Linked DNA regions of Homo sapiens: region 1 is linked to region 2. The links are chromatin loops, found by intact Hi-C in ENCODE. Cell type or tissue: PC-3. All regions are shown on one strand. Links, peaks and the distances in the headings refer to the core of each region. The heading gives the core; the rest is flanking DNA.

Region 1 (15,380 bases), core at 1,054-9,053, 55 kb before region 2:
AAAAACTCACTTGTTAATATCATCACCATTCTCACAGAAAAGTCTTTATTGTGAAATTTGCCAGGCTCACAGTAGCAGACATACATTTTTAAAAATTTCAGTATGTACTTGAAAGCTCAAATTTTATCACTGGCAGCAAATACTTTCATTTTCTTCCTTTTTCTTGACAGACTCAGTTCATTTTTAAGAAAATATCTGCCAGGGGCCGGGCGCGGTGGCTGCCTATAATCCCAGCAGTTTGGGAGGCCGAGACGGGTGGATCACGAGGTCAGCAGATCAAGACCATCCTGGCTAAGATGGCGAAACCCCGTCTCTACTAAAAATACAAAAAAATTAGCCGGGCGTGGTGGTGGGTGCACCTGTAGTCCCAGCTACTCGGGAGGCTGAGGCAGGAGAATGGCGTGAACCTGGGAGGCGGAGCATGCAGTGAACGGAGATTGCACCATTGCACTCCAGCCTGGGCGACAGAGAGAGACTCCGTCTCAAAAAAAAAAAAAAAAAAAAGAAAGAAAATGTCTGCCAGGTACCCATCTAAATAACCGTTAAATTTGTGTGTGGCTCTTTCAAGTAAAAGTGGTGTTTCATTACAAAAGGGGCCAGTTCTCACAAACAATTGCTTTACTAGAGACAACCATCATACCTGCTATAATGTTTAAAAGAAATTTGCCTTATTTTTACTGTAAGGATGTGGAAGTGAAGAATCCAATGACTTCTAGTACAGTTTGTTGTCATTGTCTTGACTCATGCTAATGTACTAGCAGTTTTACCCATCATTGACTTTTCATCACCTGTTCAATTTTGTAGGACGAGTAAGACAAGTGAGGCAGGTGCCTGATGTACAAAATTTAAGGACACCCTTACTCTCAGGGTCATGCAACTGAGTTCAAGTAAACACATTTAAAAAGGCAAATAATGTCTTAGAATTTATTTTGAAGAATTGTTACTTTGCAGTTCCATGAATCATACTTTGAGAACTGCTGATCTAAACAAAGATTTGATATTTGTTATTTTTCTGCTTATAAACCTTTGATGACCAAGGATAATATCTAAACTCTTTACTGTAGTACATAACGGTCCTTCATCAATTTCTTACAGTCTATTTTCTTTTCTTTTCTTTTTTTTTTTTTTTTTTTTGGATGGAGTTTTGCTCTTGTCGCCCAGGCTGGAATGCAATGGTGCGATCTCCATCCACTGCAACCTCCGCCTCCCAGGTTTAAGCAATTCTTCTGTCTCACTCTCAGCCTCCTGAGTACCTGGGATTACAGGCACGCACCACCATGCCCAGCTAATTTTGTATTTTTAGTAGAGATGGAGTTTTATTATGTTGGCTAGGCTGGTCTTGAACTACTGACCTTAGGTGATCTGCCCACCTTGGCCTCCCAAAGTGCTGGGATTACAGACGTGAGCTACCATGCCCGGCCTCTTCCAGTCTATTTTCTAACCCCATTTACACTTCTCCCTCACACTCCTTACCCTGTACTCTAGCCTAACCATGCTGTATGGTTTTATGACACTTCCTCTGCTGCAGATGTTCGTCATTTTGCAAGCTTACTCTCATTTTTTACAGTGATTCAACATCAGTTCAAATATCACCACCTTTCTAAAGCCTTCCCTGATTTTCCCAGAACAAATTTAATCACTTCTTTTTTTTTCTCTTAGAACAAAACGTGTCTGGCCAGGCGCGGTGGCTCACACCTGTAATCCCAGCATTTTGGGAGGCCAAGGCAGGCGGATCACGAGGTCAGGAGATTGAGACCATCCTGACTAACATGGTGAAACCCTGTCTCTACTAAAAATACAAAAAATTAGCCGGGTGTGGTGGCAGGCGCCTGTCGTCTCAGCTACTCGGGAGGCTGAGGCTGGAGAATGGCGTGAACCCGGGAGATGGAGCTTGCAGTGAGCTGAGATTGCGCCACTGTACTCCAGCCTGGGTGACAGAGCGAGACTCTGTCTCAAAACAAAAAGAACAAAACATGTCTGTTATTACAGAGTTCAGGCCATTTACATGACTACTCTCATACTATATTTAATTCAGTTAAGCAAGTCAGTTCTAGATGCTGTGCTTGGTTCTAGGAATAGAAAAATGAGCGAAGTTTTAAAACTTCATATTTTAAAGGGGAAACAAAACCAAGCAGATAATCACATTGTAATATGGTAAGTGCTATAACTGAATTATGAACCAAATACTATGGAGACAGAAATAAGGAAATGACTAGATTTAATTCTGTTTTTTGAAAGCATGCTTTATTCATCTTTGTACCATCTGTGGCTAGCACTGTGATTAGCCTACAGTGGGTAGACAATAGATATTGGTTAAATGAAGATTTTAAAGTGTCTCTTTTTCCCCCTTTTTCTCCCTTGTTTTTCAGAATGTAAGGTATGGAGAAACCCTCTAAATCTTTTCAGAGGAGCAGAATATAGGAGGTATTACATTTTGCTTTCAGTATAAGTAGGGCATTGGTTTTAGAGTAAAGGTATTTACAAAATCATTTGTCTTTATAAATATATCGCAGCTCTTCTAGTAGAAGATACTGGTCTATGATAAAGTAAAATGATTAGTCCACAGTTTATTTGGCAGCATCTTCACTGTGTTTACTTTTTTTTTTTAATTAAAATTTTTTAGAGATAGAGTCTTGCCCTGTCACTCAGGCTGGAGTGCAGTAGCACGATCATAGCTAGCTGCAGCCTTGAGCTCCTGGGCTCAAGGAATTCTCCTGCCTCAGCCTCCCAAGTAGCTGGGACTATAGGCACATGCCACCACATCCAGCTAATTTTTTTTTTTAAGTGAAAGCCAGTTTATTAAGAAAGGAAAGGAATAAAAGAATCGCTACTCCATAGGCAGAGACCACATCCAGCTAATTTTTTTAAATTTTTGGTAGAGGCCAGGTGCAGTGGCTCATGCCTGTAATCCCAGCACTTTGGGAGGCCAAGGTGGGCGGATCACTTGAAGTCAGGAGTTCAAGACCAGCCTGGCCAACATGGTGAAACCCCGTCTCTACTAAAACAAAAATTAGCTGGACGTGGAGGAAGACACCTGTAATCCCAGCTACTTGGGAGGCTGAGGCAGGAGAATCACTTGAACCCAGGAGGCAACGGTTGCAGTGAGCTGAGATGACGCCATTGCACTCCAGCCCAGGCGACAAGAGCAAAACTCCATCTCAAAAAAAAAAATTTTTGGTAGACAGGGGTCTTGCTATGTTGCCAAGGTTGGTCCCAAACTTCTGGGCCCAAGTAATACTCCTGCCTTGGCCTTCCAAATCACTGGAATTACAAGCATGAGCCACCACACATAGCCTGTGTTTAATTTGATAATCATAAGAAACATTACATCAAACTATATGTTTGTGATACGTATAAGTATATATTAGGCCCCTGGTTTATAATACATATAAGTATTTGTGATACGTATAAGTATACATTGTATACATTTAAGTATGTATTAGGCCCCTGGTTTATAAAAAGCCTTTTTCAAAGAATTTGTGACATTAAGAAAAAATTACCAGTGTCAGCATATTCCTGTGCATGAGTGCTAAATTTCAAAATTTGAGGATGCATTAGAAAATATCACTCTGAATGTAAATTGTGCAACAGTAGAGGGACTATATATTGACTTCATATTGCCGCTTCCTATTTTCACTACTGTGTCCATTTCTCTTCTGGTTTTTAACTCTAAATGAGAAAACATCTTTTGAAACTTATGAGCAAAGATACTTTACTTTTATTTTGAGGAGTGCTGCGTTTTACCCAGAAGTAGAATGGGGCATGTTATTTAACTTATTGAATAAGAAACATTATGTTTGTACCATGTACAGGCACTGTGCAAAATGATGGAGATACAAAAATGACTAAGCAATAACTCCTATGCTTAAAGACATGATAGTGTAAGATAGTGACATTCTGTGAAGTGAAAGCCAGGCTTTTATGAAAGATGCCATTAGCCTGTGTTAAGGGATACCTGTAAGAAACAGGTCCTTGTATCTCTTACTGTGTTTAATCAAAGTTTGAGGCTATTTGTTGTATTATGCAGTATCCATTTCCTGAAGATCTTGAAAAGAAGTGTGTGTGTGTGTGTGTGTGTGTGTGTGTGTGTATACACACACATCCACATATATATATATATATATATATATATATATATATATATTTTTTTTTTTTTTTGAGGCTGAGTCTCTCTCTGTCATCCAGGCTGGAGTGCAGTTGTATGATCTTGGTTCACTGCAATCTCCTCCTCCTGGGTTCAAGTGATTCTTCTGCCTCAGCCTCCCAAGTAGCTGGGATCACAGGCGGCCGCTACCACATGCGGCTAATTTTTGTATTTTTAGGAGAGACAGGGTTTTACTATATTGGCCAGGCTGGTCTCAAACTCCTCAAACCCCAAGTGATCCTCCTGCCTCAGCCTCCCAAAGTGCCAAGGATTAAGGCGTGCGTGAGCCACTGTGCCTGGCCTAGGATAAATTTATTAGTATCAGGAATCCTTATGCTTCTTTTGAATGATTATTTTCTCTTAATGTTAAAGTATAACTTTTGGGTATACATTTCATATGTTAGCTCCATTCCAGGCTTCATTTTGTGTCTCAATTCCCAATCCTTAATTTTCGTTTTACTGAGTCTTTTTTTTTTTTAGTTAAAAAATAGAGATAAGATCTCGCTATATTGCTCAAGCTAGTCTTGAGCTCTTGGGCTCAAGTGATCCTTCAGCTTCAGCCTCCCCAGTAGCTGGGATTACGGGTGCAAGCCACTGCACCTGGCTGAATTTTTTTTTTTTTTTTTCTGGTAAAGACAGGGCTCACTGGCTCACTATGTTGCCCAGGCTGGTCTCAAACTGCAGGTCTCAAGTCATTCACCAGCCTCAGCCTCCCAAAGTGCTGAGATTACAGGCATGAGCCACGGCACCCGGCCCAATTCAATTTTCAGAAGCAGTTGTTTATTGAATATTATTTTTCTATTTGGTCTTTGATGTTTTATTATCATACTTTAAGTAGTTTGTGAGGTTATCTTTTGTTTTACTGATTGTAAGATTTTAAAACATCCAAATGTGTAGCAGTACATTTTTGAATTTAAGTAGTGTCTGTTATAGCAGATAGATGCTCTCTCATGTTCAATTTAAATATTTTGTTGTGTTTTGGTAAAGATACACTTGGGTGACTGGTAAAGAGCCACTTACATACTATGACATGAACCTGTCAGCTCAGGACCATCAGACCTTTTTCACCTGTGACACAGATTTTTTACGTCCTTCAGACACAGGTATGTATCATATCTGTTCATAGTATAAACAGTGATCATGAAGATCATCTTAAAAGTTCTTTAGAGTTATTTATTATAATATACAGAGTTATTTAGTTATTTGGCTTGGAGTTGTTTATATTATTGATAACAAACTCAGATTAAATTATGACTATAAGCTAGGTTGATACACTGCTTTTCCTTATAAAGAATTTAAAATATTTCATATTTCTTTTACTACTTCAAAAACCTTTCAGATCAAATATAGCAACTACTTTTCCAGAAAACAGTGTACCCCATTTCTGTCTGGGAAATGAACACCTGCAATTATACATAAAATAGAAGAACAGGTCAATGTATAAACATTGGAGAATGGCATGTACAGAAAACTGGAGTCTATTTTGTTTTAGTCGTGAGTTAGAGATACATATAAAGTGGTAGAAGATCATAGAAATTTCTGTGTTTAGTTTTCTCTAAGTGCTTATCTATAGAAGAGAGTATTGAGACTCTTAATTTTATGGTTTAAAGACAGGGCTGATTGATTGATTGATTTCACTCTGTTGTCCAGGCTGGAGTGCAGTGGTGCAATCATAGCTCCAAGTAACCTCAAACTCATTACAAAGCATTAGGATTATAGGCATGAGCCACTGTGCCCTGGTCTGGGATCTTTATCACAATTTTTCTTCTACTTTGAATGCACTCACCCTCCTTATCTATCTGATGAGTTACTTTTTATCCTTCATTATCCAAATTGAAAGTCACATTTTCTAGAAAGCCCTCTCTGGGATTCCTTGTCATAGAATTAAACATTTTGTTTTCTGCAGTTCTATACTACTTTGTCTAAACCTCTATGAAGTAACTTTAGTTAATTTATTCAGCCACAAACATTTATTTGTTAATGTTATTATATTGCTTTCATGTTTGTCTTTGCTACTAGGGTATAAACTTTTGGACAGCAGGGACTATATTCTCTTCATCTTTGAATCTCTATTATCCAGCACATTGCCTGGCATAATGTAAATATTAATATTTATTCTTTGAGGAAAGTATGAATGGGCTGGGCGCGGTGGCTCACGCCTGTAATCCCAGCACTTTGGGAGGCCGAGGTGGATGGATCACCAGAGGTCAGGAGTTCGAGACCAGCCTGGTCAACATGGTAAAACCCCGTCTCTACAAAAATATAAAAATTAGCTGGGCATGATGGTGGGTGCCTGTAATCCCAGCTACTCGGGAGGCTGAGGTGGGAGAATCACTTGAATCCCGGAGGTGGAGTTTGCCGTGAGCTGAGATTGGGCCATTGCACTCTAGCCTAGGCGACAGAGTGAGACTGCATCTCAAAAAAAAAAAAGTATGAATGAATGAATGGCCTAGATGTCACAGATGTCTAAGCAATTTCACTAATAATAGCTAATACTTGCCTAGGCTTACTATGTGCCAGGCACTGTTCTGAGCAATTTATAGAAATTTAATCTTCCCAGTCACTTGATGAGATAGGTGGTATTATCAGCCCCATTTTAACAATAAAGAAACCGAAGCAAAGGGGGATCAAGTAATATGCCTTGAGTCACACAGCTAATATTGATAAAACCATGTTTCAAACTCAAGACTGGCTGTTAACCACTACACTATTACTGCTTCTACCCACCACAAAATCACTGAAGGGTCTGAAAAATAGCCAGTTTCCTGCATTAAAATGAGTTCATAGTGATTTATCTTTGCTAGATTAAATAGGTTAAGAGTGGATGATAGGAAACCCATGAATCTTTGGTATGATTACATAAAATGGTTTAATTGCAATAAAGGAGTAAAAAAAATAGATTTATGTTTATATGCTTAATGTTTATATTAATGGCAAAAGGATAGGTGTTGGGGAAATAACAGCAGCACAGTATCAGTACTGTATGTTAACTTTAAGGGTTGAGTGACTCTGGAAGTTAGGTCTCACCACCCTTTCTCTCACAGCCCCTCTCACAGAGTGACACTGAATTGCAAACGTCAGCAGGCTTTTAAAATAGCAATCATGGCTATCTACTGAAGTTGTGGTATTAAAACATTTTTATTTGAATATCTCCCAAAAGAATTTTGAAAAAGAATATGTCCCTTCACACATTTTTAAGTTGACATCATAAGGTTAAATAATCATAGAGAATGTAATTTTTGACATATTGCAAAATACAGACATTTAAAAATAATAGTATACCCTATATTTCAATCTATGTTATGAAATCAAATGATTTAATACCCACTACAATCCATTGAAAAATACATAAATAGGCCAAGGACAGTGGCTTATGCCTGTAATCCCAGCACTTTGAGAGGCCAAGGTAGGAGCATCCCATGAGTCTAGGAGTTTGTCAGCCTGGGCAACACAGTAAGACCCCATCCCTACAAAAAAAGTTTAAAATTCATCAGATGTGGTGGTACATGCCTGTAGTCCCAGCTACTTGAGAGGCTGAGGTGGGTGGATCTCTTGAGCCTAGAAGGTTGGGGCTGCAGTGAGCTATGATGGCACTGCTGCACTGCAGCCTGAGGGACAAAGACCCTATATCTAAAAAAACAACCAAGCAAGCAAAACAATACGTAAACAAATGCTCTTTTTTTTTTTTTTTTTTTTTTTTTTTCTTTTGAGACCAAGTTTTGCTTTTGTTGCCCAGGCTGGAGTGCAATGGTGCAATCTCGGCTCACCACAACCTCCACCTCCTGGGTTCAAGCAATTCTCCTGCCTCAGCCTCCTGAGTAGCTGGGATTACAGGCATGCACCACTATGCCCGGCTAATTTTGTATTTTTAGTAGAGACAGGGTTTCTCCATGTTGGTCAGGATGGTCTCGAACCCCAACCTCAGGTGATCCGCCCCCCCTTGGTCTTCCAAATTGCTAGGATTACAGGCGTGAGCGACCACGCCCAGCTTACCAAATGCCCTTTAACAGTAGTAAATGTTGTCTTTTTTCTTCTTGAACACATATCTGTTTTGCATTCCTATATAATTTTATTATCATTATTTCATGCTGTAGAGTCTGGTATCACACTTCCATCCTTTTCCACAATAAAACATTCTAATGTAATTTTTAAAAATTTAAATTGCATTTGACTGTAAGGTTCTAAGTGTTATGACATGCTTTAATTATATTTCTGTCAAATCCTTAGAGCTACATATTTAGCTCTTTAAACTTTGTGGAAGGTTCTGTATATAATCTAATTGACTGGGTGAGTTCTCATTGTCAGTTCTATCAACGAAATCATATTTACTTTCTGACAGAGCAGTCTGACTTCATTTTTCAATTTAAATAAACATATTAACATGCCTCCCCATGACAACCATCTGTCTTCTGAATTCAGATTCTAAGATAGAAAGATAGCTGTGTCTTGGAACTTTGCCTAGAACTTACCACTTGGCCGAAATTAGGCTTCACTACCTTTATTACTCCTTGCTAATGCCTGCTTTGCCTTGATGTGAGGGGACCTTCCCCTAGGAGCAATCCATTCTTTGATAGTAAGTAGGGAGGGGTGCTAATAGAACTGTTAAAAATTGTTATCATTCCCTTCTTCATTCTGTAATATACTTGAATACACGGCCAGAATACTTTCTTTCCAATGCCAAGCTTCACTGTTTAATAAATAAAAGGCAGCAATACTATTATAGGATGTCTTGATTAAACATGGTTGCCCCCAACCCAAACTTTGAATTGTCCCTTTGGCACCTGGAGATTTTTACACTATAGGGCAGTACATCTTGTAAGATTCAGGATGGGTAAGAAGTAAGCCCTTTTTTTTTTTTTTTTTTTCTGTAAAATAAGAGAAAGGAACATATCTTTGCAGTGAGCAGGTATAGGAATTGTGGTTAGGTAGGATAGGGAAACCAGAGAAACATTCTTTGGTAGATCAGTTATAGGAAAGAGTGATAAAGTTGAAGCTTTAGAAGTTGATTTTCTTAAAACCATGTATTCCATTTTGGTCCTTGCAAAGTTTTATGTACTTCTCTAGAGGTGTGTCTAACCCCAGCTAAAGGTTGAACTCAAGGAGGACAGAGTGTATCTGTGAATGATCTTCAGAAATGGACTGTTGATTCCATATTGATCTTTTCAGACCCTCACATAAAGGTCATGATTTATATCAGTAGTTTTATTTTCAGAAATACAAATGTGTATTTTTGTGATGTGGCAAATTTCTCTTGACTTACTGTCATCAGTAATAACTAAATTAGATTTTGTTCTTATTCTATTAATTTATCTAGGGCAGAGAACAAACTTATCCAGAAGGGCCCACCATTGTTTTTTGGATTTTTTTCTTCAGCATTTAAAAATCAGGAGATTTTACATTAAAATCTGAATTTATGCCTTTTGAAGTTTGAAAAATAGGGCAAAATTGAACTTGAATTTACACTTGACAGTAATAAGATGGAACTGAGTTGTGGCTCTCCCTTTGAGACAGTGAATGTGCTTTCAGTTCACTCATTTATGTTTAATGCCTGGCATTTGTAGGCATTTACATATTTATGACCCCTGACCTTATGATAACTGCTGATCTGTTTTGTGCTTGTTAGCTTATTAGAATGTTATTTAACTTGAAAAATAGATAAATTTGAGTGAATTGCTAATTGCTTGTTTTAATTATATTCAGCATATTAAGAGCCCTTAAAGAGGACAATTGAATACCAAATCAGCATTTTGTTTTAAATTACTCCTAAGCCTTATTTTAGAAAAAAATATATACATTTTTCCCCCATCAACTTTATTTCTCCTTTCTGCTTAGGCTTAGGACTGCTTTGGTTGTGAAGAATACTCTTGAAAGGCTAGGTAGAGCATTTGAAAACAAAAGAATAAGATAAAATATTTAAAGGTGAATTAGATGACCTCACTAGAAATTTAAAAAAACACAAATGAAAATAAGTTTCAGATGTTAAATTAGCAAAGATTGATAATACTGTGTTAAGGTGTTAAATTAGCAAAGACTGATTATACTGTGTTACACTGCCTGAAAAAGTATAAATTAATACAGTCTTATTGTGGAATTTGGGGGGTGTATATCTGGAGTCTTTTTTTTTCTCCTAACTCCCCAAACTTGTTACAGATCCAGAATCTTTTAAAATATACATATTTTAGTCAGCTGTTCTACTTCTAGAAAGGAAATATTTAATTAGATATGAAAACACATACTGAAAGATTGTTATCACAATGTTTTGTATTAGCAAAAAACTTAGTATGACTTAATTGTCCATCAAAAGGGAATTTGTTAGATAAATTAGGGTATGTATTTAATATACTAGAGTACCAAATAACAATTTAAAATGTTAATAAAGATTCAGTGTTAAAATTTGACCTGTAAATATCATATAACTCATAGAAGACAGCCTATCATCAAAAATTACAAGTCTAGTATTATGCATTATTTTAATGTAATATTTAGTGTTGCAGCAGAATGATGTTCTTTACCTGGCCAGTATCAGATGGGTGCTGACTTTCATCAGTTTGTCAAGTTCAGGAAGCGTTAGGTGGCAGCTAGCTGGTGACATGTTTGATATGAGAAATGTATTTTTGTTACACAAGTGGAATATATTGACTCCTTTTCTAAGCTGAGACTAATATTTTGTTTCCAAAGGAAAATTCAAACATTTTTCACATTATTCTTCCTGGACAGTTGCAGGTTTTGTTCCAAAAGCAACACTCATAGGTTCTCTATTTTTCTTATCAAACTTGAAATGGGCCAGTTTGTCTTCTGAGTCTACTTTATTTGTTTATTTAATTAAAGAAAACTTTACTTACTGTGAAGTCTTCATTTTGGTACAGTAAATTGGTAGCAAAATTAATATTCCAAAGAAATCCTAACTCAGGCCTTTGTTGAATCCTGATAGAGGCTGACATTTTCTAGAGGTACTATATTCTAAATTAATTCCTTTTTTTTTTTTGCCCTTTTACACAAAACGCAAGCCCGTACATTCTTCGTAGAGTGAATCATTCATTAGACAAAGACTTTGTTTTTAAGTTTTTGTATATTTTTATTTTTAGCAGTTCCATAAAACCTTTTCAGAATGATAAAAGTAGAACTGTAATATTTCATATTGATTATAATGTGATGTCACTTAAACTCAATGTTAACAAGCATTTAGATATATAAATGTTCATACATAATAATGATATAATTAACTTGTTTAGGTACCCTGTATATTGTTAAAATAAATCAGAGAAAGAATATATTTTTATTTTATGTGAAGCTTACAAATTTAATGTAAATTTCTCATAATAGATAATGTGAACTAATAACCTAGTTTCTTGTTTTGTATGTTTAAGAATATATTATTTAAAGCTTTGCTTACTCCACTACCTTATTCTTCATAATTTTGCAGATTATTTTTTTACCATCTCATCTATTTTATGGAATTTTTTTCTACAGTTATGCAGAAGGCTTGGAGGGAAAGAAATCCTCCAGCTCGAATCAAAGCAGCCTATCAAGCTTTAGAATTAAACAATGAGTAAGTTTGAAATATATGGAAAATAAATTTATTTTGAAGGAAACCAAGGCAAATGATTTTTATGTCTCCTTTGTCTGTTCCTAAGACACTTGGAGTCATTAGTCATTTCCTTTTTGCATGTTATAGATATTTAATAAAATTTTCAGTGTTTGCCAACATCTGTATTTTGCTTCTGAAATTGTAAATCTATATATGCTTTTGAATAGAAATTATGCTAGAAATACTTTTCAAAATGGAGAATGCTCATGGAGAATGGTGATAATACTTTATAGTTAAAAGGGTACTAACATACTAGGCCGGGTGTGGTGGCTCACACCTGTAATCCCAGCACTTTGGGAGGCCGAGGCAGGCGGATCATGAGGTCAGGAGATCGAGACCACCCTGGCTAACACGGTGAAACCCCGTCTCTACTAAACAATACAAAAAATTAGCCGGGCATGGGGGCGAGCGCCTGTAGTCCCAGCTACTCAGGAGGCTGAGGCAGGAGAATGGCATGAACCCGGGAGGTGGAGTTTGTAGTGAGCCAAGATCATGCCACTGCACTCCAGCTTGGGCGACAGAGCAAGACTCTGTCTCAAAAAAAAAAAAAAAAAAAGGGTACTAAAATACAAATGTATTTATGCACCTGTTTTAATTTTTTCGTTTAAAACATTCACTTAAAGCATTCAATCTTGAGTACTTTAGTTGCTAATGGACTTGAAGGCATGAGAAGGGGATTAAAAATAAGTAAAACATAGCTCTGTCAAGTTTATTTTTTTCCATGTTAGCAGCATTTTTTTATAGTTCTTTGTTTGAACTTTATATTTTGAAAAGGCAAAATGTAAAATCACAAGGCAACTTACTATTTACAAGGAACAGATCAATAAATACTAATCTAATGCAGACTAAATAAATACCAAGAGTGAAAATATGGTTCCAGTTGGGGTTTATCAAGGAATGCTTCCTGAATAATGTAAATTTAGAGTTGTTCCCTGAACCTTCTCCCCCAAGTATATACGCTATCCTTATTAAGAAGACCTTCCCACGGTGGAGCAAAAATGGCAGAGTAAAGAATGCCAAAATAATAAACTGGCAGAAACTGGCAGGATCAACTTTATTAAAACTCTGGAAACTAATGAAAAGTTTACAGTAACCTAGTGAATGCTTAATCAAGGGGAAAAACACCTAAATCTCTCTAAGAAAGCTTTGTAGTGCTTTATTTATCCTGGCCCCATCCCTCACTCCCTAGCTCAGTGGCAGTCTTGAAGACAACAGAGTACATTCCAGGTATAGGTTTCTAGTACCAGAGGAAGTGGAATGGACCTTATTTTCAAAGAACTGTGGTCGTTTGTTTTGACCTGTCTGTTGGCTTTCTGAAGGACTAGCTCAAAGGGCTTGCTTTATTTCAGCTTACTGAAAGAAGAGAGTTTTCAATTTCAAAACTCTCCCAGAATTGACATAACTACACTCTGGGTCATTTGTTAAAAACATTTAAAGGCAAATGCATTAGCTGCTGCTGCCTGGGGCAAGGGATAACAGGAAGGACAAACAATAGACAAACCAGAAAGCTTGTGAGCAAAGTCTCGGGAATTAGACACTTTGAGGAATAAAGGCTCTAAAAAGCTCCCACATGTTTCTGGGAATCAAGGCCCCACACACAGCCAGAGCTGGGCATATGCTCAGAAAAGACTTGAGAAAGTCCTAAGCTGTCAAGTCTGCCTAACCTTCATGTTCTGTACAAGTAGGAGGAGAAGGCTAAGGCAGAGTTGTAAACTGTTTGGCTGAATGTTGAAGGTGTGCCCTAGCACCCACACAGAGCCCATCTGCAAATACTTTTGCTTTTTGTGTTTTGTTTGGTTTTGTTCCCAGGTGTTTAAGGAAACCTCTATCAAATCACCAACTGACCACGAGGCTAAAATAGCACACACATCACTGGTCACACATGACAGATAATATAGATTTTATAAAATTGGTTCAGAAAAGTCACTAAACAAACAACTGCAAAAGCAGCAACAACAAATCCTAGGGAGTAGAGAAAATTATGTCTCTAGAGTTGCCAGAATATAATATTTAAAATTTCCAGTTTTCAACAAAAAATTACAAGGCATGCAAAGAAACAAGAAAACATGTCCCATACATAGGAAAGAAAAGAAATCAGGTTGGGTGTGGTAGCTTATACCTGTAGTCCCAGCACTTTGGGAGGCCAAGGCAGAAGGATCACTTGAGCTCAGGAGTTTGAGACCAGCCTAGGTAACATAAAGAGACCCTGTCTCAAAAAATAAATAAAAAGAAAAGAAATTAATAGAAACTGCCCCTGTGAAGCCTAGACTTTGGACTTAATAGACACAAAGTTTAAATCAACTGTTTTAAATATGATGAAGGAAGTAAAGGAACCCATGATAATGATATCTCACCATTACAGAATATCAGTAAAGAGGAAGAAATAATTAAAAGGAACTAAATAGAAATTCCAGAATTGAAAAGCATAACTAAAATGAAAAATTTACCATAGGGGTTCAGCAGCAAGCAGATTTGAGCAGACAGAAGCAAGAACCAGTGAGTTTCATTTAAGTCAATTGAGATTACCCAATTCAAGAAGCAGGAAAAAATTAAGGAGTAAAGAAATATGACCAGAGTCTGAGAGAACTGTAGGATGCTATCACGCATATCAATGTATGCATTATAGGAGTCCCAAAGAAGAGAGAGAAAAGGGCAGAAAGAATACTTGAAGAAATAATAGCTGAAAACAAAAGAGCACTCCAAATACAGCAGCATATTAAAAATGTTATACACCCTGACCAAGTGGCATTTATTCATGGATGCAAGAATGGTTCAACATACGAAAATCAGTCAATGTAGTACACTACATTAATAGAATGAAGAAAGAAACCACATGATTATCTCAACTGATGTAGAAAAAACATTTGACAGAGTTCCCCATCATGATAAATATATGGAAATCAATTAATGTAATACTCCACATTAGTAGACCAAAAGACAAGAACTACATGACCATCTCAGTTGATGAAGAAAAAGATCTGACAAAATCTAACACCATTTTATGATGAAAACATTAAAAAACTAGGAATGGAAGGAAACTTCCTCAAGAACGTCTGAAAAATCTACAGCTAAATACGTACTTACTGATGAAAGATTGAAAGGTTTCCCTCCACCATCAGAAAAAAGGCAGGATGTCTGCACTTGTACTTCTGTGTTACATGGCATACTGGAGGTTCTAGTCAGTGCAGTTTAGTCAAGAAAAATTTTACATGGCATCTAAATTGGAAAGGAAGAAATAAAACTATCTCCATTCACAGATGGCATGATCTTATTTGTAGAAAGTCTTAATCCACAAAGAAACTATTAGAGCTAATGAAAGTTTACAAAATTGTGAGAAACAAAATCAACATATGAAAATCAGTTGTATGTCTATATCCTAGCAATGAACAATCTGAAAAGGAAATTAAGAAAACAATTCCATTTACAAAAGCATCAGAAAGATTTAAATACTTAGGAATAAATTTAATCAAGGAGGTGCAAGACTTGGATGCTGAAAACTATAAAGCATAAGTTAAATAAATAAATCAAAAGACATCCCATGTTCATGGATTGGGAGACATTATTGTTAGAATGTCAGTACTCCCTAAATTGATCTACGGATTCAGTGCAATCCCTATAAAAATTTTAATTATCATTTCTGCAGAAATG
Region 2 (15,380 bases), core at 3,122-11,121:
TTCACAAACTCAGAAAATAAATGAGGAAGGAATACTCCCCAAATCATTTGATGAGAGCAGTATTTTCCTGATACCAAACCAAAGATATGATATAAAAATACTATAAAACAACAGCCCTTATGAATATAGACACAAACATCTTCAACAAAATATTAGGAAACTGAATCCAGCAACATATAGAAAGGCTTATATACCATGACCAAGTGGGATTTACCTCACAAATGCAAGTTTGGTTTAACATCTGAAAATGTAATGTACCATAGTTAATAGAATAAAGCACAGTAGATGCAGAAAAAGCATTTGACAAAATCTGGCTCTCATTCAAGATAAAAAGAAAAAATCTCAGTAAACTACAAATTGAAGGGTACTTCCTCAACCTGATTTAAAAAAAATCCCTGAAAAACCCACAATTAACATTATATTTAATGGAGAAAGACTGAATGCTTTCCCCCTAAGATCGGGAATAAGACAAGGATATCTGTTGTCACCACTTCTATTTAATATTGTACTAGAGGTTCTAGCTGGTGTTACCAGGCAACAAAAAGCAATAAGAGGCACTCGTTATTGGCAAGGAGGAAGTAAAACTCTCTTTATTCAAAGGTGACATGATCTTCTATGTAGGAAATCCTAAGAAATCCATAAAAATACTCTTAGAACTAATAAATGAGTTCAACAGGGTTGTAGAATATAAGATCAATATACTAAAATTAATTATATATCTATATACTAGTAATGAACAATCTGAAAATTGAATTTAGAAAACAATAGCAATCATAGTAGCAACAAAAACTACTTAGGAATAAATTTAACGAAAGAAATTTAAGACATGTACACTAAAATATAGCTGAGAGAAATTAAAGAAAAACTAAATAAATGGAGAGACATTCCATGTTGATGGATTGGAAGACCCAATTTTATTTACTTATTTATTTATTTGAGACCAATTCTCACTCTCACCCAGGCTGGAGTGCAGTGGCGCAATCTCAGCTCACTACAACCTCCGCCTCCTGGGTTCAGGCGATTCTTGTGCCTCAGCCTCCTGAGTAGCTGAGATTACAGGTGCATGCCACCATGCCCGGCTAATTTTTGTATTTTTGGTAGAAACAGGGTTTCGCCATGTTGCCCAGGCTGGTTGCAAACTCCTGGGGTCAAGCAATCCACCTGCCTCAGCCTCCTAAAGTGCTGGGCCTACAGGCGTGAACCACCATGGCTGGCCCCAATATTATTTAGATGACGATTCTCTCCAAATTGATCTATAGATTCAATACAATCGCTATCAAAATCCCAGGAGGGATTTTTCACACACACACACACACACACACACACAAAGTAACAAGCTTATTCTAAAATGTATATGGAAAGGCAAAGGACCCAAACAATCTTTATGAAGAAGAACGAATTGAAAAAGAGCAGTCAAAGAACTAGAAGGAGAACCGGAAATATGTAGGATTATGATTGCTGGTAGTGTTTCAGTCTAGTTCCTGCCTTTAGGAAGCCAGACTTCTCAAAAGAACAGTCTACACTTTGTGTCTCAGCTGCCTTATCATCTGTTCTTTCCTCTGTAAACTAGTAAATTTCTGTTTAACTTCTCTTTTTATGATTTAGCTGAGAAGCAACCATGCCGAAGGCTATAAACACTAGGACCATGTTTTCTTATGTGATATAAACCTGTGCTACAGTTTTTACAATACTGAGCCATTAAAACTGAAGTCTAGGAAGGAAAATTGCAGGTTTACAACTATCAAACTTAACTAGTTGATAAGTTTAAACTGATAAATGAAAATTTAGGAGAGATTATGGCAAATTGAGTATGCTGGTGTTTTTCTCCTAATGTTTTTTATTTTCCTTTATCTGCTAAGTGATCTCTTCCTACTCTGAATTCTCAAAGTGCTTTGTGTACTTCTTAATCTCCCCTTTTAGATTGTAAACTCCTTGAAGGCCAGGATTCTCTTCTTTTTTTGTTTTTTGAGATGGAGTTTCCGTCCTTGTTGCCCTGACTGGAGTGCAATGGTCTGATCTCGGCTCACTGCAACCTCTGCTTCCCAGGTTCAAGTGATTCTCCTGCCTCAACCTCCAGAGTAGCTGGGATTACAGGCACCCACCATCACGCCCAGCTAATTTTTTTTGTATTTTTAGTACAGACAGGGTTTCACCATGGTGGCCAGGCTGGTCTTGAACCCCTGGCCTCAAGTGATCCACCCGCCTTGGCCTCCCAAAGTGCTAGGATTACAAGTGTGAGCCACTACACCTGGCCATTGTTCCTGTATCTCTTATAATGGTTACCATAAAAATTGGTATTCAATAAATATTGGTTGAATTAATCAAATTCATTAATTTATTCTTATAAACATGGCTGGCACATTGTAAGTACTTAACTAAAATGCTAAATATTAGTGCCTTCTCCCTCTCACCCTATTCTGAACTCCTAGGCTGCTAACAAGGTTGATAAAAAGATGATGGACAGGCCAGGAACGATGGCTCACGTTTGTAATCCCAGCACTTTGGGAGGCTGAAGCGAGCGGATCACCTGAGGTCAGGAGTCCGAGACCAGCCTGGCCAACATGGAGAAACCCCATTTCTACTAAAACTACAAAAAATTAGCCCGGCATGGTGGCACATGCCAGTAATCTCAGCTACTTGGAAGGCTGAGGCAGGAGAATCGCTTGAACCTGGGAGGCGGAGGTTGCAGTGAGCTGAGACTGCACTCCAGCCTGGGCAACAGAGTAAGACTCTGTCTCCAAAAAAAAAAAAAAAAAAAAAAAAAAGATGACAAAGATGACAGACAATGTGTTAAGTGCTACATGTATGGAATACATTATAAGAAAGCTTGAGAAGGGCCAGACATGGGGCTCACGCCTGTAATCCCAGAACTTTGGGAGGCTGAGCTGGGCGGATCACTTGAGGTCAGGAGTTCAAGACCAGCCTGGCCAACATGGCAAAACCCCATCTCTACTAAAAATACAAAAGTTAGCCAGGTGTGGTGGCTTGCGCCTGTAATCCCAGCTACTCAGGAGGCTGAGGTAGGAGAATTGCTTGAACCCAGGAGGTGGAGGTTGCAGTGAGCCGAGATCGTGCCACTGCACTCCAGCCTGGGTGACAAAGCAAGACTCTGTCTCAAAAAAAAAAAAAAAAAGAAAGAAAGAAAGCTCTAGAAGGGAGGGCCTAGCTATCTAGGAGGTCAAGAATGATTCTCAATTTTCTGACTTCGGTGACTTGGAGAATGGTAAATCTATCCTATATCAGGAGGAGCCAATTTGGGAATAGGGGTTAGGGAAATAAATAAGTTCAAGCTTTGACTATGTTGCCTGTGTAACATCTCATCCATATATACATACATACCTGTATATGTGTATATATATATGTACATATATAGAGATTTATATGCTTAAATATTTTCTTGTATAATCTACTTAACACATATACATACAAGTCTATATTTTCCTCTCTCTAAATAATATATAGGTATAGATATATTTTTAAGTTATGTATATAATGTATATTATGAAGTATACATATAATATTTATAATTAGTGAATGTTGTAGGCATAAGTAATAGAGAGCAACTTCAAACTAGCTTAAATATAAATAGTAATTTGTTGGAAGAACACTGGGTTATCAGAGAACTCAATAGCAACAATTATATTTGGACTTCATAAGGGACTAGAACTGGGGACTAGAAAGCCATTAGGATTTCCAGGAATCAGTTATTTGTATATCTCTCTGTCCCTGGCTGCTTTTTTCAGTCTTTCCTATTCTTACTTTCCTTTCCTTCATCCCCAGCCCCATTTTCTCCTTCTGTGTTCTGTCGTTTCTGTTTCTCTCAGTGTATCCACTTCATTCTTACATCTTTCTCTTTACAGTTTGGCTTTCCCTTCATAGACAACCATGTGGCCAAACTTGAGGCCCCTACAGCCCTCTATTTACATGTCATGAGTTCAGGCAGACAATACAGAATGAATAATATCTCAATCCCACTTTTTCTTTTCTCTCTTTTTTTTTTTTTTTTTTTTGAGTTAGGATTTCACTGTCACTCAGGCTGGAATGCAGTGGTGCAGTCACGGCTCACTGCAGCTTCGACTTCTCAGGCTCAAAATATCCTCCCCACTCTGCCTCCTGAGTAGTTGGGACCACAGGCATGTGCCACCATGCCTGGCTAATTTTTGTATTTTTGGTAGAGGTGAGGTTTCACCATGTTGCCCAGCTTGGCCTTGAACTCCTGAGCTCAAGTGATCTGCCTGCCTCAACAGGTGTTGGGAATACAGGTGTGAGCCACTGCACCCAGCCTCAATCCCACTTCTAAAACTTCTGGGAGAGAGAATCAGATTTATCCAGGTGTTTATTCCTTGTCCAGTCAGCTGTAGCCTAAAGACAGGATTAGGTTGTGTAAATAAAATTGCCAGCGGTCCTCATATATCTTCCTCTGTACATCTCAAAAAACAGAATTGGGAGTCATTATTTTCTAGGTAGCAAAAGAAGTCGTAGGCATAAATGAAATCACTAAGGAAAACTGTATACAGTGAGAATTGAACTGAGGGTGGAACCATGGATGCACAGAAATGTCTAAGCAATGAGTGGCAGAATGACAGTTGAAGATTCAGTGAAGAGGTTGTCAGAGAGACAGGACAAGAACTAAAACTAAATATGCTAGAACTAAAAGGAAGAAGAAATTTCCAAGTGAGGAGTAATATCCAAGATAATAGGTAAGGTAAATACTAAGAAGAATCCATTGACTTTAGCAATTAAGATGTCATTAATGAGAGAAATTTTATTTTCCTTTCTAAAGAGGTGGTGGTGGTAGTTCTTGTTGTCTTTCCATTTTAACAGGAACAAATATATTTAAGGCAAAAGAATGGACCTTAAATTATGGAACATCAATATGCAAGAGTATATTATATTAAGCTAATACATTTAGCCTAAAATAATGCCCTCCTTTGTAAATTATTGCAAAGGTTGTCTAATATAAGGCCAATTTTACATAGTAATATGAATAAAATCAGGGTTATTATGTTGTCAAAGCTGTAAGCTATAAGACCAGACAGTTTATTCTTGGCAAGCCTTTATTCTAACTTGGTGCAAACTCCAGAAGGTAGGAGAGGGGGAATATGCTGGGGGGTTTTGTTTGATTATATTTTATGTTCTTAGAGTATTTTTTTCTGTCTCTGACTGTGGAAGAATGAACAAATTGTTAACAATAAGGAGTTTTAATACCCAGGAGTACTTAATGTTTTTTGTTTTTAATTTTCCTTCAACTTTGATATGACTTACCGCATTCTGGAATTTGCTTATGGACCTCATAAGTTCAGAGTTGAACTATTCCCCTAGTTCACATAGCTATTTAGTCGTCTTTTATGCCTTCTGATAAATTTTTCTCTACAAGCCAGTGATGAAATTTGAACTTTCGTTCCAAGGGAGTGTTTCTGTAATAGTCATCCATTATTTTGATGTATTAGCCAAACATTGACTGACAAATGAATCTACAGAAAGCAATCCAGGAAGAAATAATTAGGTCTCTCTTACAGTATAAAAATCTCATATTTTAGGAAATTTCCTCACTAAAGCTATGCAGTTTTCTACCTTATAAAGTGAGAATACTACTATCTCTTAGGGTTACTGAAAAGAATTAAATGAGCTAATATAAATTAAAGTTCTTTATAAACCATAAAATGCTATATAGGTTAGGTAATATTACTAACTTTGCTGTCTTGTATGTGTTTCCCACCTTCTTGAATAGCAGGGTTTGTTTCTCTTGATTTGAAGTTGGGAAGAAGAAGAAGTTGGCCTCTCATGGCTGAGGGACAGGGCAAAGGGGATTGCTGACTGGTTCTTTGGGTGCTGAAAGCACAATGTTCTCTACAGTTTCTAATGTTTCTAACTTTTAAAACTTCCATTTTGATGTGCTTTTACTTTAATCATGGCTCAAGGTTCTGGACATTTTCTGGATTTTTAATGGGTTTGTGTTTTGGTATATACTTTCTGAATATAGTAAAATAAAAATTAAAATATAGCTGTTGAAGGAAGCTTAGGTGTAATCTCTGTGAATCATTATGTTTTAAAAGTGAAATTTATAGCTGACCTTGGTTCAGCACAAAATTAGTCATCCCTTACTAATGCAGGATATTACATCAGAAATTCCTGGGTTAGTATCCAGCCCTAAGCGGTCAACTTCCTGGCCTAATGAAGTCCCAGAATAGCTCTCAGTTTAGCAGACATTTATTGAGCACCTACTGCATGTTAAGTACTCTAATAGGCTCATCTCAGTATTGTTATTCAAGTATTTTCAAATTTCAAATAAAATATAAATACTTGAGTATAATTGATAACGAAATATCCAATCACTAGAAAAATAATAGCTGAGTAAATATGTAAATATGGTAAAATAAGACAAGGGACTTTATTTATGGTCAGAATCCTAGGCCTTCAGTTTGCTAGTTTAGGTTTTTTTTTTTTTTTTTTTTTTTGAGATAGAGTCTCACTCTGTTGCCCAGGCTAGAGTGCAGTGGCATGATCTTGGCTCACTGCAACCTCTGCCTCTCAGGTTCTAGCGATCCTCCTGCCTCAGCCTCCCAAGTAGCTGTGACTATAGGTGCACGTCACCATGCCTGGCTAATCTTTCTATTTTTAGTAGAGATGGGGTTTCACTATGTTGGCCAAGCTGATCTCAAACCCCTGAACTCAAATGATTCACCTGCCTCGGCCTCCCAAAGTGCTGGGATTACAGACATGAGCAACCACACCTGGCCTACCTACTTTATTTATTAATTAATTTACATATTTATTTTTGAGACAGAGTCTTGCTCTGTTGCCAGGCTGGAGTGCAGTGGCACAATCCCAGCTCACTGCACCCTCCGCCTCCCGGGTTCAAGCGATTTTCCTGCTCAGCCTTCCTGAGTAGCTGGGACTATAGGCGCGTGTCACCACGCCCACCTAATTTTTATATTTTTAGTAGAGACGGGGTTTCACCATGTTGGCCAGGATGGTCTCGATCTCCTGACCTCGTGATCCACCCGACTTAGCCTCCCAAGGTGCTGGGATTACAGGCGTGAGCCACTGCTCCCGTCTTACCTACTTTAGTTTTACAGTGCCTAATGAAATGCCACATATATAAACACATTAATAACTGGGTAAAATTATTAACTGATGGTCCTAGGAAATCACCAATGACATGTCTGCCTCTTTCTCCATACTAGTCTTTGAGCTCCCAAAGAACAATAATTAATAACAACTCAATGCCAGGTGTGGTGGCTTATACCTGTAATCCCAGCGCTTTGGGAGGCCGAGGTGGACGGATCACTTTAGGCCAGGAGTTTGAGACCAGCCTGGCCAACATGGCAAAACCCCTCTCTACTAAAAATACAAAAAAGTAGCTGGGCGTAGTGGCCTGTGCATGTAATCCCAGCTACTTGGGAGGCTAAGGCACAAGAGTCACTTGAACCTGGGTGGCAGAGGTTGCAGTGAGCCGAGATCATGTCACTGCACTCCAGCCTAGGCAACAGAGCGAGACTCTTCTTCTTCAAAAAAAAAAGTAGCAACTCAAATGTATTTATTTATTTATTTATTTATTTATTTATTTATTTATTTAGAGACAGGTCTGTCACCCAGGCTGGAGTGCAGTGGAATGATCATAGCTCACTGCAGCCTCAAACTCCTGGGTTCCAGTGATTTTCCCATCTCATCCTCCAGAGTAGCTGGACCTACAGGCACACACCACCATGCTGGGCTAATTTTTAAAATTTTTAAAAATTTTTAAGCACGATTTTGCTTAGGTTAGTGTCGCATGCCTGGCTTTAAGCGATCCTCCTCTTTGGCCCCCCAAAGCGCTGGGATTACAGACGTGAACCACCACCTGTGGCTGCAACTCACATTAAGCACTTAAAATGTTCATCATTACAACTCTCCATAGCAACTTCTAGAGGGTTTAGCAACTTATTCAAGATCACATAGCTAATAAGTGACAAAGCTTTTTTTCAAAATCACCTCAGCATGATTTTGTAATCAATATTCTTTCCCATGACGCCATCCTGTTCCCACACCCAGCACAGTTGTCTGGCTATTTAGATATGCTGTTGATGCTGGGATAAATAATGGATAACTGTCTTCTACCTTGCTTAGCCAGAGACTTTCCTTTTTAAATTTTTTTTCTTTTTAATTTTTAAAAACAGATTTCATTTGAAAAGATTAAGACTTGTTTACATGTTATTCTGAAATAAAATTGATTCTTACCTATTCTCCATTGCAGCCTTTCATCATGTTTCTGTTTACCCAAAAAAGGAGCTTCCTTTGTTCATCCATTTCACAGCAGGATTTTGCTCTTCTACAGCAATGATAGCCATTCTCACTCACCAGTTTCCTGAAATCATGGGTATTTTTGCTAAAGCTGTAAGTATGATCTCAAGGACTTGTGTAGATTATTTGTAAAACACACAAGAAACCATCTCTGATCTGCCTGTGCTAACCCAGCTGAACAATGGAAGATATTTGTTGTAAATTAAAGGAATTGATTTGTATATAGTTGCTGCCATAAATACATCAAACATAAATTTTTGGTGATTTGAGCTACTTCTGTTGCTTAAAAGTTTAAAGAATACAATATAAGATTGTAACAATATAACATTATAAAGTTTGCTCTTATAGATCACTTTTGGTGATAAACAGCATTTGTTACTATCTTTGGTATTTTTAAAAATACCCTATTTTGTAAACAAACCCTTTGATTTTTTTCATTTAAATGAAATCATTAGTTCTCAGGATTTGTTGAACTTTAAACTCAAGAGCACAACTAGGATGGATAATAAGTACATAAGGCGGGGGAACAGATGGGACATTTGTCCCTAGGTACAGAATGTGCCTATGTCTCAAAGGTTCTCCAAGTTATTGTGTCTGCTTGTTCTTACTTCCCCAGACTTGGATATAGAACCATGTGTAGTTCTATATTTTCATTTTTACCCTTTAGTTTTGAACTACTTCCCCATTTCCTGAACCAGTTAACACTTGAGGACTGATACTAGAGTGGGTATCCCATCACTATTTACTTTTTTTTTTTTTTCTGAGACAAGGTCTCGCTGTGACCCAGGCTGGAGTGCAGTGGTACGATCTCAGCTCACTGCAGCCTCCGCCTCCTGGGTTCAACAGTCCTCCCGCCTCAGCCCCCCGAGTAGCTGGGACTATAGGCACATGCCACCATGCCCAGCTAATGTTTGTATTTTTTGTAGAGGCAGGGTTTTGCCATGTTGCCCAGGCTGGTCTTGAACTCCTGGGCTCAAGTGATCTGCCCGCCTCAGCCTCCCAAAGTGCTGGGATTACAGGCATGAGCCGCCATGCCCAGCAACTATTTACTTTTCTATATGAACTTATTAATGTCACTGGCTCAAAGTAAAATTAGCAAAGATAATTGCCTTTAAGTCTCCAAGCCTTTTTAAAAATGCATCTTTCTTGTACATCTTTGCATTTCTACCAGGTAGTAGGAGTTAAAACCCAAAAAGAAAATGCTGATTAATTATATTCCCAAAAATGAAAACACTGAGAACCATGGAAAAACTAGTCCTTACTTGGTAATGTATTTTCTGTATTTTTCTCTATATGCCTCCATTCTAACTTGTTTCCTCACAGTTTCTTTTTCTGCCTTAAGAATAGTTTATTTTGTGCCTTAAAGATTAGTTGGCTTTTTTCTGGCACCAGTGGTAAGAGCAGTGGTTTCCCTTTTTCCCTGAAGGTCAACCATATAATGTGTTAAGTTGCCACTGGCTGTAGGCCTAGGAGTCTGAGTCTGCACTTGATTCTGGGTCAAACTTCAAGAAGAATGACTTTCCACTGTTGTTCAGGGAGTATAGCTATTTGGTTTGGAAACTGACTATTCTATTTCTTTTCAGTGTAAAATGAACACTTAGTGATCATACTCATAACTGTTATTTGCAGTAGTGCTAATAGTTGAGTGAGTGCATCTCAAACTGAAATGACCTTACTATGTAATCTGGCATCGAATAAAAATGGCCTAGAAAGAGAATTCCATCCATTTAATAGCTGGAAAGAAAATGTGCAACTGTGTATGTGAGATCACAGGCAAGCAATGGGAGAGATGATTCTTGGATTTGTCTCAGGCAAGTGGAGTGGGAAGGAAGTGAAATAGAGCAAGGAGGGAGATCTAGAATCTGGAATAGATCTATACCAACTGTTAGTAGTATATTTCCATGGGGTGCAAGCTACAATTAATGTTTATAGTGTCTGCCTTTACCTAGGCAGTCACTAATGGCACCAGAAGAATCTTTACGATTACATAGCATAAGTTCCTTAGCACTCCTCTAGTAGAGACTGAGAATGAATAATTACATATTTTAAATGGAAGCTTCTTTTTCAGACCAAAAGTTATTGATATACTGCTTTTCTAGTTGATGGATAATAAACAAGCATTTATTTTGGTATCTGTATAGGTGATGGTATATAGTGTTAAGAATGTGCCTAATGGTAAACTTTTACAGCCACATTTTTATCCCTGTGGCCTTTACATGTACATTTTAAAACCCTAAAAGCTAAGTATTTACTGAAAGTTCCTGCAAACCAATATTTGTGCAGGATTTCCAAAGGCAGGTTCCATTTAAGAGTTAATGGGAAATGACTGTGGTATGGGCAGTTTCCAGCTTTCTTTTCTTTTTCTTTTTCTTTTTTTTTTTTTTTTTTGAAACAGAGTCTCGCTCTGTCACCCAGACTAGAGTGCAATGGCGTGATCTCAGCTCACTGCAACCTCCGCCTTCTAGGTTCAAGCAGTTTTCCTGCCTCAGCCTCCCACATAGCTGGGACTACAGGCACGTGCCACAACGCCCAGCTAACTTTTGTATTTTTAGTAGAGATGGGGTTTTGCCATGTTGGCCAGGCTGGTCTCGAACTTCTGACCTCAAGTGATCAACCCACCTTGGCCTCCCAAAGTGCTGGGACTACAGGCGTGAGCCACCGCACCCGGCCAGTTTCCAGCTTATAAACACAATGTGTAGATGCCTTTATAGACAGACAAACAGCAAGGGAACTAAAGGCTTAAATTACACTTCTTCACCACTTCACAGTGTTTGCTCTATGCAGTAGGAGCATCACCATCACCCAGGAGCTCATGAAAAATGCATAACTTCAGGCACCATTCCAGACCTTCTGAATCAGAATCTACATTTTAACAAGATCCCCAGGTGATCCTATATATACATTTAAAGCTTGGAGAAACTTGCTGTACTCTACCCCCAATAAGAGGAATTTAGAACAGCTCGATAGTGCTGCCTTGTCAAGGTGGAAAAGAGGCAGCATTGCAGAGTCATTATGAAATAGATTCTGGAGGCAGGCTGCTTTGCTTTGAATTCTAGCCCTGAAACAATGCTGTACAACCTCGGGTTAGTTACTTAACCTTTTCTACCCTTAGTTGTAAAATGAGAATAATACTACCTCTCATGGGTTTTGGTGAGCGTTAAATGACTTTAAAATATGCAAGTGTTAGGACTATGTCTACCCACAGTAAAAACTAGGTGAGTGTTAGCTGTTGTTGCTACCTTTATTGTCATCATCATCACCAAAGTGCAATAGTGGGAAACCCTACCCCCTTCTTGTTTAAAGGAGATATGTCCTAACAGTCAGCTCAAAATGCATTTTTCCATAGAAACTGTAGTATAAATGGTGATTGGGTATAATTTTTAAAACACTATTAGTAGGCCAGGTGCAATGGCTCTCGTGCTTGTAATCCCAGCACTTTGGGAGGCCAAGGCAGGCGGATCACTTGAGCTCAGGAGTTCATGACCAGCCCGGGTAACATGGTGAAACCCCATCTCTTCCAAATATACAAAAAAATTAGCCAGGCGTGGTGGTGTGCACCTGTGGTCCCAGCTATTCAGGGGGCTAAAATGGGAGGATCGCTTGAGCCTGGGAGGTGGAGGCTGCAGTGAGCCATGATTTCACTATTGCACTCCAGCCTGGGCAACAGAGCAAGACCCTGTCTCAAAAAAAATACTGTAATACTATGCTTCTGGCACATTATGTGTATATGAATGTAGAAGGTGAAGAAATGTTTCAGGTTCTAGGCACTGGCAAACTACCTTGTAGAACAGAACCTGTTGGTAAGCTGCAAACTGTCTGTGTTAGCATTTCCAGTTAATTCAGATATTTGATGGCCAAATAAAGTAGAAATTGGTGAAGAATCTTTGAGACATACTTGTTCTACTTCAGAAGACAGACTTTTTAAAAATTTCCTAAATTTCTTTATTGTTACCATTGTCTCTTTCTCATCTAATATCTTTTCATAATAGCTCACATGCCAGAGCAAATTGAGTTTGAATTTCTTAAAATGCATTTGTTAAAAAAATTGTGTTATGGTGAGGCCAGGCACTGGACACTGATTTTAAATAATTCTCACTGTACATCAGATTTAGAGAAATGAAAGGGAATGAACTAGAATGGCTAATGGTTTTAGTGCCTCTTCTTTTGCATGGTATACGGCTATGTGGAATAGACTTCATTTTTAGCAAGTTAGGACTTTTTTCCCCTGATTTTTCTCCTGGCTGAGATGAAAACCTAGTCTGACATTAGACACAGAGCAATGAAAAAGTGTTGCATAAATCCCTGGAGATGTGGAATGTGCTTATATCAGAGCTGATATTCTCTAAGGCCAGAATTCCTGAAAAAGGAAAAATTGCTTTTAAGTGGTAGGTCATTTTCTCACCTGCTTTGAAGCCTGCTGGATTAAATATGAGAGTTCAAAGTAAGGGTAGCCAGCAAACCAACTGAACTGGAATCTGATTCTGCTTATCTGAAAGGAGCTTCTTTATTTAACAACAGCACTGCCCTCTCCTTAGAGAACCAATCTTCTACTCTGGCCCCTTTAATTTCTCTTGCAAGAAAAGTGTTCTTCTTAGCAAGGCTTGGGAAGGTATTATCACAACAGTGAAAAGACTTAAAGATGGTCTTGGGGGTTTCACTAACTTACTGACAAACTCAGACTTGTGGTATGTGACTTTAGTGTTTTGAATTCAGAAGTGTGTTTAAATATTAAAGTCTCTAATTGGGGCCAGTCATGGTGGCTCACGCCTGTAATCTCAGCACTTTGGAAGGCTGAGGCCTGCGGATCACTTGAGGTCAGGAGTTAGAGACCAGCCTGGCCAACATGGTGAAACCCCGTCTCTACTAAAAATACAAAAAAAATTAGCTGGGCGTGGTGGTACTTGCCTGTAATCCCAGCTACTTGGGAGGCTGAGGCAGGAGAACTGCTTGAACCTAGAAGGCGGAAGTTGCAGTGAGCCGAGATCGCGTCGCTGCACTCCAGCCTGGGTAACAGAGTGAGACTCCATCTCAAAAAAAAAAAAAGTCCCTAGTTGGGTTTTAACTAAACAGGGTAGTCTTTGCAATTTTGGCAGAAAAGGGTGTTACAGGTAAAGGTAGGAATCAGAGATTCCCAAATAAATTGTCTGTTTTAGTACAGCAAAACTTTGTTGAAGTTTGTTTTACTGAACGCATATTGTAGCTGTGCTGCGGTGGGAATGGGCTTTGTTTCCACATATTTCTACTAATCTTTATGTGGGAAAATGTGGTTGGACATGCCAATGATGAATTTCTGAGCAACTCATAATTGGCTGGCTCCACTGTAACTAGGGCCTTACAATCTGCTTGATTAATTCTTTAAGGACTACATTAGCCAAGTTGCATGATTTCCAAAGATATAGAAGGTCAGATGTTACACTAACAAAGAACCTCTCTACAGAATGTCTCACTGGGGTTTCTTTAGTCCCTTCTCAAAAATAATTAAAATTTTTCTTCCCAAATTACATTTTTAAAAGAATAAGCAGATATAAATGCCAAGTGTCTTTTACTGAAAAGTGAACAAAACTTTTGGGAAGATTTGTCCACTATTCTTACCATTTTTTTCAGGGAAAAGATTGATCTTCAGAACCGGGGGAGTTAATAAACAATTATAACTATATATTAATGTATACCAATTGAAAAATATATGTTTTTTTAAAGGTTCTGAGTTTTCCATTATTATAACCTGTGACATGATAGTTGTATACTTCTTTATTAAATTCCTAGGGCCACATTCAGAAATTAAATTAATGATTAAAATAAATTTCTTCACTTTGTTTGAAAATGGATTACTTTCAAAGCTATGAGACTTTTTTAGTTCGTAAGAACTGATACAGTTTTAAAAACATTTTGAAATGTAACTAAACTTACATTTCTGTAAAATATTCTATAACCATGCTATTTCCACAGTTATAAATCTGAGTTGTTTCCCAGAGATAATACAGATAATAAAATAAACCTATTGTGTGACAGGTCAAAATTTTTAAATGTTTACATATTTGTTCCATTGTTGGTGCATCTAAAGTCTTTATTTGGGCAGTCTCGCATATTCAATTTTAATTTTCTTTACTAACTGGGATTTTGGATCAAGAGAAAAGACGTTCTCTACCTCCTAGAAGGGTATTTCTCATGTTTCATCCTTGTTTTTCTGCTTCAAAAAGAACCAAACTAAGAAATTTGTGAAATTGCTGGTATTATTATTCATCCAGATTTTCTAAGCACTGAGCTCTTCTAAGGGGGAAAGAAAATAATAAAAGTTAGGAAAATGTACTTTTTTTTTTTTTTGAGACAGAGTCTCACTCTCTCACCCAGGCAGGAGTGCAGTGGTGCCATCTCGGCTCACTGCAACCTGGGCTCAAGTGATCCTCCCACCTCAGCCTCCCGAGTAGCTGGGACTACAAGTATGTGCCTCCATGCTAGGCTAATTTTTAAAAATTTGTTATAGAGATGGGGTCTCACTTTGTTGCCCAGGCTGGTCTCCAACTCCTGAGCTCAAGCAATCTGTCCACACCGGCCTACCAAAATGCTGGGATTACAGGCTTGAGCCACCGTGCCCAGCCATGTCAATGTACTTCTTCTTCTTCATCTTCTTCTTCTTCTTCTTCTTCTTCTTATTATTATTAGTATTATTATTTGGAGACAGAGTCTGCCTCTGTTGCCCAGGATGGAGTGCAGTGGCACCATCTGGGCTCACTGCAATCTCCACCTTCCTGGCTCAAACCATATGCCCACCTCAGCCTCCCAAGTAGTTGGGACTACAATATGTACCACCATGCCTGGCTAATTTTTGTATTTTTGGTAGAGACAGGGTTTCACCATGTTGGCCAGGCTAGTCTTGAACTCCTGAACTCAAGTGATCCACCCACCTGGGCCTCCCAAAGTGCTGGGATTACAGGTGTGAGCCACTGCGCCCAGCCAACAATATACCGTTTAACGCATGTGTATATCCCTTCCCCAGGGTTTAATTCAGTTTTAAAGTTGGTAGAAAGTATCCTTTTTTCCCATTAACATGTGCCTGTCAAGTATGAGGTTCACAGAAGCTCTCCCAGAATTTGTTTCAC

Evidence for each region. Hi-C counts contacts between places; a loop is a spot of excess contacts. Peaks named below come from ENCODE experiments on the same cell type or tissue, not always from the same donor. Only the 100,000 strongest peaks of a DNase experiment are listed, where the experiment ranks them.
Region 1: a loop joins it to region 2, with 3 times the contacts of the local background. A loop is called at or near these places in 4 of 110 quality-filtered maps.

Annotation. Positions count from the first base shown.
Region 1 is chr1:112,587,838-112,603,217 of GRCh38, reverse strand. It overlaps ST7L (suppression of tumorigenicity 7 like), which reads left to right. Exons shown (of 15, transcript NM_017744.5): 4 at 2,370-2,424; 5 at 5,132-5,247; 6 at 11,615-11,693. Among named protein-coding and RNA genes, the nearest start is that of ST7L, 24 kb to the left of the region's middle. In PC-3, for the core only: no CTCF peak of the experiment used is centred there; no DNase peak of the experiment used is centred there.
Region 2 is chr1:112,534,947-112,550,326 of GRCh38, reverse strand. ST7L (suppression of tumorigenicity 7 like) reads left to right here. Exons shown (of 15, transcript NM_017744.5): 14 at 8,237-8,376. Among named protein-coding and RNA genes, the nearest start is that of WNT2B, 34 kb to the right of the region's middle. In PC-3, for the core only: no CTCF peak of the experiment used is centred there; a DNase peak (open chromatin) is centred at 6,126; H3K4me3 peaks cover 754 bases; H3K27ac peaks cover 1,381 bases.